Regions from separate parts of the Homo sapiens genome. Here region 1 is linked to region 2. Evidence: chromatin contacts called from ENCODE Hi-C or POLR2A ChIA-PET data. All regions are on one chromosome and are shown on one strand. The core of a region is the stretch at or near the end of the contact, and the rest is flanking DNA. Distances in the headings are between cores, read along the strand shown. Region 1 overlaps ERN2 (endoplasmic reticulum to nucleus signaling 2). Region 2 holds the start of NDUFAB1 (NADH:ubiquinone oxidoreductase subunit AB1).

Region 1 (4,579 bases), core at 1,788-4,287, 100 kb after region 2:
GTGAGGATTAAATGGATATATGGAAAGAACGGGTGGAGGTGATGTTTGCTATATTATCCTCTTTTATTTCTCTCCCTCTTTCAGCATCTTCTGCACAGGTTTGTTTTGTTTTGCTTTGTTTTCCCTTTACATCCTCTGCCATTCTGCCCACCTCCACCAGTTGTAACTGAATCCTTTTAATTGACACTGAATCAGCTTCAACTTCAAGGTAAGGTGAGTTCTGGCAGTTGGAAGAGTGATGAGAGTGAGTATAGCCACAGAAAAAAGACTGGACCGGACAGAAGCAGTGGGCATTGGATGCTAACCTGCCCAGAGTTAGTTCCAGGGCAGCAGGGGTACCCCTAGAGGCCTCGGTTTCCCATTAGGATGGGTGGGGTCGGCTCAGGTGGGCAAAGATCTGTAGGTTGGGACAATTACTGCCCTTCCCTTTGGGCAGCCTGTGAGAGACGTCTCACTCTGACCCTGGCAAATCTGGGCAGGCTGTGTCCTGCTCAGCTCCAACGGGCACTATTCATATGGCAAAACATATATGGCACCCCTAGAGTTGTGCAGTGCGGTGGTCCTGAGAACACTCTACTTTATAAGAGTTTTTAGCTTCAGTTTTTACAATCAGCTCTGGGAAGAGTAAATGAAAATCAGCATTAGGGCTGGGCACCGTGGCTCACACCTGTAATCCCAGCACTTTGGGAGGCCGGGAAAGGTGGATCACTTGAGTTCAAGACCAGCCTGGGAACATGATGAAACCCCATCTTTACAAAAAAAACTAGCCAGGCATGGTGTTGTGTGCCTGTCATCCAGCTACTCAGTAGGCTGAGGTGGGAGGATTGGCTTGAGCCTGGGAAGCAGATGTTGCAGTGAGCTGAGATCACGCCACTACATTTCAGCCTGAGTGACACAGCAAGACCCTATCTCAATAATTAATAATAATAATAATAATAATAATAATAATAATAATAAAATCAGCATTAGGGATCAGTGAGAAAACACCAAGTTGCACCTTAGCATTCCTCTGGATTATTTGCTTAGAGTTCATACTCATCTGTCAGTAAGATGCAGGCAGTACCTTTGGTATACACTGGACTTTCTGGAGTAGATGGGCTCAGGCAGGGCCTTGCTGGAAGTACATCACCCACACATAGGAAAAACAGGCAGATCAGAGAGCAGGGACAGAGCTGCTTGAACAAACCCTGCTCATCTGACTGCAGGTGACAGTCACCCTTCTGGGCCCTCTTTGTGTCACTGGCTCTGCTGGACTCAGAGGCTCTTGTGTGTCTGCTCTCAGTACTCTCGGCATGGAGTAAACACTTGCTTAGAGTTTCCTGGATTAGATGTTCAGAAGCACCCTCGAAGAGACAGGCCAGACTTAAGGCCACAAAGGCCTTCAATGCAGATATATGAGCTGGGGAGGCTCAGTCTGCACACACAGATATTTGTTATCACTTTGCTTAGCCTTTTGCATAATTATAATGGAGAGGCAGCAAATGTGGGAGTTTTTGTCGTTGTTGTTGTTGTTTTAGAAACAGGGGCTCACTCTGTCACCCAGGCTAGAGTGCACTGGCGTGATCATAGCTCACTGTAACCTCGAACTCCTGGGCTCAAGCAATCCTCCTGCCTCAGCCCCCCAAGCAGCTGGATTACAGGCATGTGCCTCCATGCCTGGCTAATCTTTTTGTATTTTTAATTTTTGTAGAGATGGGGCTTCACTATGTTGCCCAGGCTGGGCTCAAGCAATCCTCCCACCTAAGCCTCCCAAGCTCAATTCTAAAGTAATCAAAAATCTCGTGTCAGGGAGAAAGGGCATACAGTCAGAATTACCTCTGGAAATCCTGCATACACATGATGGACTTTGCTGCTGCTTCTACACAGGTTGGGGAACACTTACAGTCAGTCACATTCTTTCACAGGTATTTGCCAGGTATTGTTCAAACAGGGGCACCATCCCACAGAAATTAGGGCACTTGCTGGAGCCAGCCACATGCATTTGGACCCCTGAGCTGCCACTTATTAGCTTTGTGAGCCGGGGGTAAGGATGGGAGTTGTCACTAGACCTTTCTGCCTTAGTTTCCTCTTCCATAAAAGGAGAATTCTATAATAACATTCACCTCACAGGAATGTTATCTCATGAGTTAATGCATTCAAAGGATTCAGAACACTGCCTGGTATAGCCTGGTATACAGTAAGCGCTATAGAAATGTTATCCCTGGTTCAGGCTGGATTGCATCCACTTGTTATTGAATACATGATGCAGCCAGAGGTCCTGAGGGAGGCCCAGCCAAGCACATGTAGATGAATTTGTGTAAGTTTTTGTTTTTGTTTTTTGTGGGTTTTTTGTTTTGTTTTGTTTTGAGGTGGAGTCTTGCTCTGTTGCCCAGGCTGGAGTGCAGTGGCGCAATCTTGGCTCATTGCAACCTCTGCCTCTTGGGTTTAAGCAATTCTTGTACCTCAGCCACCCCCCAGTAGCTGGAACTACAGGCACCCACCACCACACCAGACTCATTTTTGTATTTTTAGTAGAGATGTGGTTTCACCATGTTAGCCATGCTGGTCTCGAACCCCTGACCTCAAGTGATCCCCCTGCCTTGGCCTCCCAAAGTGCTGGGATTACAGGCATGAGCCACCGTGCCCAGCCAAATTTATTCAAGTTAAATGAAAGTTGGCTGTGACTCCACTGTAATTTTGTGAACCATAAAATAGTCCATGAGGACTTTGACAAGAATGATCCTGGGGAAAGATGGAGTCCTGGTTGTCCAGGTAAAGATGAGCCAGACTCAACTCGAGTCCGAAGGTCCAGGGAGATGGGCGTTTTGGGGTACAGTGGGGTGAGTATTACTTGGACCCACCCAGGGCCAGTAAAATGACAAAAACTACAACAGCTCAGGGCTCAGGAAATCCTGCTGCAGGGCCCTCTAAAAGAGCTGACCCCTGAGGAAGGGGAGCTGTTTTCCTCTGGGCTAAGGCACAATGACCACAGAGGCGGACATTGCGAACAGCACTGGAGTATCAAGCCAAGTGTGGCATAGACTTCCGCCTGAGAAGGTGACGGCAGGGTGGGGCCAAGGTATGAGGAAGTGGCTTGAGCAGTGACTAGAAGGTGCCAGCACAAGTTCACAAAGACAACCAAAACCATGAGCCAGCCCAGAGCCAATCAAGCAGAAGTAGCCTGGGCTGATTGGTAAAGGCATGCAAGAAGCCCCTGGAACATTCCAGATGCCAGAGGAACCTTGAAAGATTCACAGCTCACTGCAGCCTCGACCTTCTGGACTCAAGCGATCCTCCTGCCTTAGCCTTCTGAGTAGCTGGGACTGCAGGTGCACACCACCACGCCCGGCGAATTGTTTGTATTATTTGTAGAGACAAGGTCTCCCTATGTTGCCCAGGCTGGTCTCGAACTCCTGGCCTTAAGCAATCCCCACCTTGGCCTCTGAAAGTTCTGGGATTACAGGTGTAAGCCACCATGCCCAACCTAAAAGGGCTTTAGTCTTTAGAAGACTAAATTGAGAAAAGATAAGTGTTTAAAAAATAAAAGGTACTAAATTGTACAAAGGTCGTTTACTATTATTGTTTCCAAATATAACATCATTTTAACATGAATATTAATATTACCTAAGTATTATTTAATAATAATGATTGTGACTTCTCATGATGAGATGATGTAATGAACTGGATGTTATTATTCCCATTTGACAAATGAAAAAACTGAGCTCAAAAGAGGTAAACAGAGAGCAGCCTTAGATCTATACCCAGTTTTATCTACACCCAGGTTCCTTGAAAATAATAATACAATAATGAGCTGGGCATGGTGACTCATGCCTGTAATCCCAGCACTTTGGGAGGCTAAGGTGGGAGGATCACTAGAGGACATCAGTTCAAGACCAGCCTGGGTAACATAGCGAGACCCAATCTCTGCAAAACAAAACAAAACTTTAAAACTAGCTGGGCATGGTGGTTTATGCCTGTAGTCACAGCTACTTGAGAGGCTGAGGAGGGAGGATTTCTTGAGCCCAGGAGCTTGAGGCTGCAGTGAGCTATGATTGTGCCACTGTACTCCAGCCTGGGCAACAGAGCAAGATCCTGTCTCCAAAAAAATAATGATGAAAAAATGACAGCAGACACTCCTAGAGTGCTCAATTACGTAGCAGGCTCTACTCAAAACACTCTTCTTAATTCATGTAGACCTAACCACCCCACTATAGTGGCTTTTAATAAACCAGCTTTGCAGCTAAATCTGCCCCTGGCTTTTCTCTGTTCCTGACTGCCCTGTCTTGTTCACACAGGCTCACCTTCAGGGTCGTCGAGTGGCTGGGCTTGCTTTGAGGGACTCTGAAGCCTCTTCTGGCTCCTCCGGCTGGCCCCCGAGTGCAGGGACTGGGCATCCTGGGAGATGTGAGCAAAGTCTGCAGGTGCCAGGGGGGTCTCCTGCTGCTTCTCCACCACCTGCGGCTGTTGCTGTAACATGAGAGCCTAAGAGAGCTTTGTCCTGGCCACGCCCTGCCCCGTGATGGGCCCAGTATCTGTGACTGAGATGGCCTCACCAGACTGCATGAACTTACAGAGCAAGATCGCAGGGGCCTGGGGAGCT
Region 2 (4,201 bases), core at 43-2,542:
GGGTGGATTGCGAGGTCGGGAGTTCAAGACCAACCTGGCCAATATGATGAAACCCCGTCTCCACTAAAAATACAAAACTTAGCCGGGCATGGTGGCGGGCGCCTGTAGTCCCAAATACTCGGGGGGGCTGAGGGAGGAGAATTGCTTGAACCTGAGAGGCGGAGGTTGCCGTTAGCCGGAGGTTGCAGTGAGCTGAGATCACGCCACTGCATTACAGCCTGGGTGACAGAGCGAGACTCTGTCTCAAAAACAACAACAACAACACCGAAATCACTGCCTCCCGGCGTTTCAGCCTCACGCAGATTTCATCAGCTCAAGCTATATACTACAGGTACAGTCGTTCCTTGGTATTTGCGCAGATTGGTTCCAGGACCCCCGACTATACCCAAATCCCCGCACACTCACGTCCCGCAGTCAGCCTTGCAGAATCCGCTTATAGGAAGAGCCTGCCCTCCTTATACGCGGGGCGGCACATCCCGTAAATACTGGTCGCGTTTGGTTGAAAAAAAATCCGCATATAAGTGGACCCGCGCAATTCAAATCCTTATTGGTCAAAGGTCACTTGGCTTGTTTCCTAGAATTACTTCCAGGAGTCCTGGACACAGGCAGAAGGTGCTGCAGGGAAGAGTAAGGACAGAACTGCAGAGAGAAAACCGCTCTGGAGAAGGCTGTAGGCCAGTGTGGCTGCCTCTTTGCATGCTGCTTTCACTACAATACGGTGACCGCTATTTTGAGACCGTACGAGGTGCTCTAGCCGCATTAACTCATCTAATCCTCATTGCTACTCCGCAAGGTAGAGACCAGGATCCCAATTTTGCAGGTGAGTGTGAGCCAGGCTAGGAGACTTGTCCAAAGTTTCGGTAAGCGGCAGCCCAGCAGTGCTGGACTCGAGTCAGTGCTCTTGCTCGTTATTACGAGGTCACCCGGCCTCCCGTCAGGGGTCAACTAAACACCTTTAGGCAGCGGGGCTGCGGAGCGAGCCGGCTGCCCCCCGGGTCACCCCTGCCTGCAGCTGGCGCGCCCCGGATGCCCGGCCCCCACCCCCACCGGGCCCAATCCCTGACCCTTGCCAAGCGGCAGCAAAGTCACCACGAGTCACCTGCGCGAGCACTAAGGCCGGCTGCAAAGTCCCGAGCCTCGTCTGGGTCCCCGCGGAGCAGAGAGCGGTGCTGAGAGGCCGGGCCACGGCCAGCATCCGGACCCGGGGCAGCGGCGCAAAGGCCGCGGGCAGGCGGCTGACATAGGCTGAAAGGACACGAGACGCCATGGCTACGCCAACCCAGGATGCACTGCGCCGCCGCCTCCGGACCAGGGTTCCTTTCCGGCGGCGCGCAGGCGACGCACACGGCAGCGCTGTCGGGCACCGCCGGCGGTGGCGGCCCCTGGCGGCTCCTGGAGGCACTGCGCCCTCGGAGCCCATCCAGGTTCGGGGACGAACAACTGCTTGGTGTCACAACTAAACTGTGCAGACGTCGCCGTCTTTCCCTAAACGACACGGCACGAGAAACCTACTTTCATTTTTTATCTGAAAGTTCTGAAATACATCTGTTTAAACGTTTGGGGCCGGGTGCGGTGGCTGACGCCTTTAATCCTAGCACTTTGGGAGGCCAAGGTGGCAGGACTGTTTGAGCTCAGGAGTTCAAGACCAACCTGGCCAACACGGCAAGACTCCGTCTCTATTACAAAAAAGATTAAAAGAAAAAAAGGACAAAGTTTTGATTCCACAATTCTTCCACAAGTATTAACATTTATTGAATAGGTAAAAAAATATATATAATAATGTGAAAAAATAATCAATTTCAATACCTAAGACTAATAAATGTGAGAATTACGATTAAAACAATATACATGTTTTAAAACTTGACAGTGTATAATATAGCTGTCAGGTCCACGACTATGCCAACTGTCATGCCCACAGCCAGGTTCCAGCCCATATCGAGGTCTGAGGGGAGTGGGTGGATGAACAGATAGCTGAAAGAACACTCAGGGGACGGTAGGCAGGTGAAAGATGATTTTATTCAGCAGCAGCTCTCATCAGCAGCTTACTTACACTAGTTCTCTCACACTGTCTGCCTTGTCTCAGCTGCTTAGTCCCATGGCTCCCCCACACAACTGCGAGGCTGGCTCTCCCTTGCCTTCAGGGTCAGCAGCTTAACTCTCTCTCAGCTGTGATCTGGCTCCCCCTGTCTGTCTGCAAAGACTGACAGCTCTGGCTCTCTCTTTCTCTGGGCACGAACGCCTGTACAGTATCAGCAGGGCAATTATACCTTTTACAGAAAATAGTGGCTTAGAGCCAAGTGATGACCTTCCCATGTTATGCCTACATGGCTGTGATAACAAGTGGAGTTATACGCCTCTGTCTAAACTTGCTGAGTCACGCAGGATGTAAACATCTTACCTTGGCCTATCCTTGACCAAAGCACAGCCATGTTCCTTACAATAGCTAACAAAAATAGGTAAGCGAGGGAGGAGTTTAAGAAGGCTAATTCCTATTTCTAAGCAGGGAGCTAAAGGATATTGACTGAAATGGAAACACACGGGATAATGACTCCAAATTCTGAAATCTGCCTGAATGAATGATCCAATAATGTCACCAGTTTTACCTCAATTTCTTTTTATTTTTGTTAAATCCAAGTAAAATAAAATGTAATGGTATGCTGCCAGGCGCGGTGGCTCATACCTGTAATCCCAGCACTTTGGGAGGCCAAGGTGGGTGGATCACGAGGTCAAGAGATCGAGACAATCCTGGTCAACATGGTGAAACCCCATTTCTACTAAAAATACAAAAATTAGTTGGGTGTGGTGGTGCGCGCCTGTAGTCCCAGATACTCAGGAGGCTGAGGCAGGAGAATCGCTTGAACTTGGGAGGCAGAGGTTGCAGTGAGCCGAGATTGCGCCACTGCACTCCAGGCTGGCAAAAGAGCAAGACTCCATCTCAAAAAAAAAAAACGAAAACAAAAAAAACATAGTTTCATCCCACTGTTGTAAAATAATTTCTATTTATTATAGCATTCCTTTAAAACTCGAGTGTCTGGGGGCCAGGCATGGTGGGTCAAACCTGTAATCCCAGCATTTTGGGAGGCTGAGGCAGGTGGATCACCTGATGTCAGGAGTTTGAGACCAACCTGGACAACATGGTGAAACCCCGTCTCTACTAAAAATACAAAAATTAGCTGGGTGTGGTGGCAGGTGACTGTAATCCCAGCTACTCAGGAGGCAGGAAGCTGAGACAGGAGAATTGCTTGAACCCGGGAGGTAGAGGTTGCAGGGAGCTGAGATCGCGCCATTGCACTCTAGCCTGGGCAACAAGAGTGAAGCTCCATCTCAAAAAAGTCTCAAAAAAAAATTGAGTATCTGTTACGTACTAATTGTTGAGGCTGCAACTGTGAGCAAGCCAGACAGGCAAGCCTGGTTCAGTGGCTCACCTCCGTAATCCCAGCACTTTGGGAGGCCAAGGGAGGTGGATCGCTTGAGCCCAGGAGTTTGAGATCAACCTAGGCAACACAGGGAGACCTTGTCTCCATAAAAAATTTAAAAAATTAGCCAGGCATGGTGATGCATGTCTGTGGTCCCAGCTGCTTGGGAAGCTGAGGTGGGAGGACCAATTGAGCCCAGGAGGTCAAGGCTGCAGTGAGCTATGATCACACCACTACACTCCAGCCTGGGCAACAGAGTGAGACTCTGTTTCCCAAAAAAATGTAGCTCTTAGCTTAGGAAGAACCTAATCCTACTAAGTTCACAATTGGGGCCATCTCTTCCCATGACCTATCTAGTCTTTCAGTGTTACACGTATGTATGTATATATGTATGTATGTATGTATTTATAGAGATGGGGTTTCACCGTGTTAGCCAGGGTGGTCTCAAACTCCTGACCTCATGATCTGCCCGCCTCGGCCTCCCAAAGTGCTGGGATTACAGGCGTGAGCCACTGCACCCGGCCTCAGTGTTACATTTAATCCTTTTGGTAAAACATAACAAATCATCTCTTATTTAAATAATTTGGGAGAGCTACTTTTCCCTTCAGCAAACAAATAAAGACAAAATATCAGCCTACATGGCCTGTAGGGTAAAAGTCCCAATATTAAGATCACATCCTTAGCAGATGAGGAAGAGTTAAAAGACAACACCGGTGCTTTTCAGTAACATTCCCATCAAAGGATGGATAAGCATAAAAGCTGTCAGCTTCCCAGCACAAACTATC

What was found. Hi-C counts contacts between places; a loop is a spot of excess contacts on that map. ChIA-PET counts read pairs that join two places held with the same protein, here RNA polymerase II (POLR2A). Pooled maps may share reads with other maps.
Region 1: a loop to region 2 is called in a pooled map, with 2.1 times the contacts of the local background. The contact joins the enhancer-like site here to the promoter of NDUFAB1 in region 2. A Hi-C loop is called at or near these places in 1 of 50 pooled maps. POLR2A ChIA-PET finds 5 or more read pairs at or near these places in 6 of 52 experiments (A673, AG04450, H1 and 3 more).

What each region holds. Positions count from the first base shown.
Region 1 is chr16:23,696,259-23,700,837 of GRCh38, forward strand. It overlaps ERN2 (endoplasmic reticulum to nucleus signaling 2), which reads right to left. Exons shown (of 22, transcript NM_033266.4): 13 at 4,281-4,446. Among named protein-coding and RNA genes, the nearest start is that of ERN2, 15 kb to the right of the region's middle. Within about 2 kb of position 3,038, at least 6 of the 41 ENCODE cell types and tissues checked have a DNase peak (open chromatin) inside an H3K27ac peak, as active enhancers do; they include PC-9, where a contact is called at or near this core.
Region 2 is chr16:23,595,024-23,599,224 of GRCh38, forward strand. It overlaps NDUFAB1 (NADH:ubiquinone oxidoreductase subunit AB1), which reads right to left and starts at 1,293. Exons shown (of 5, transcript NM_005003.3): 1 at 1,100-1,293. The coding sequence starts at 1,267. RefSeq lists a silencer at 951-1,040.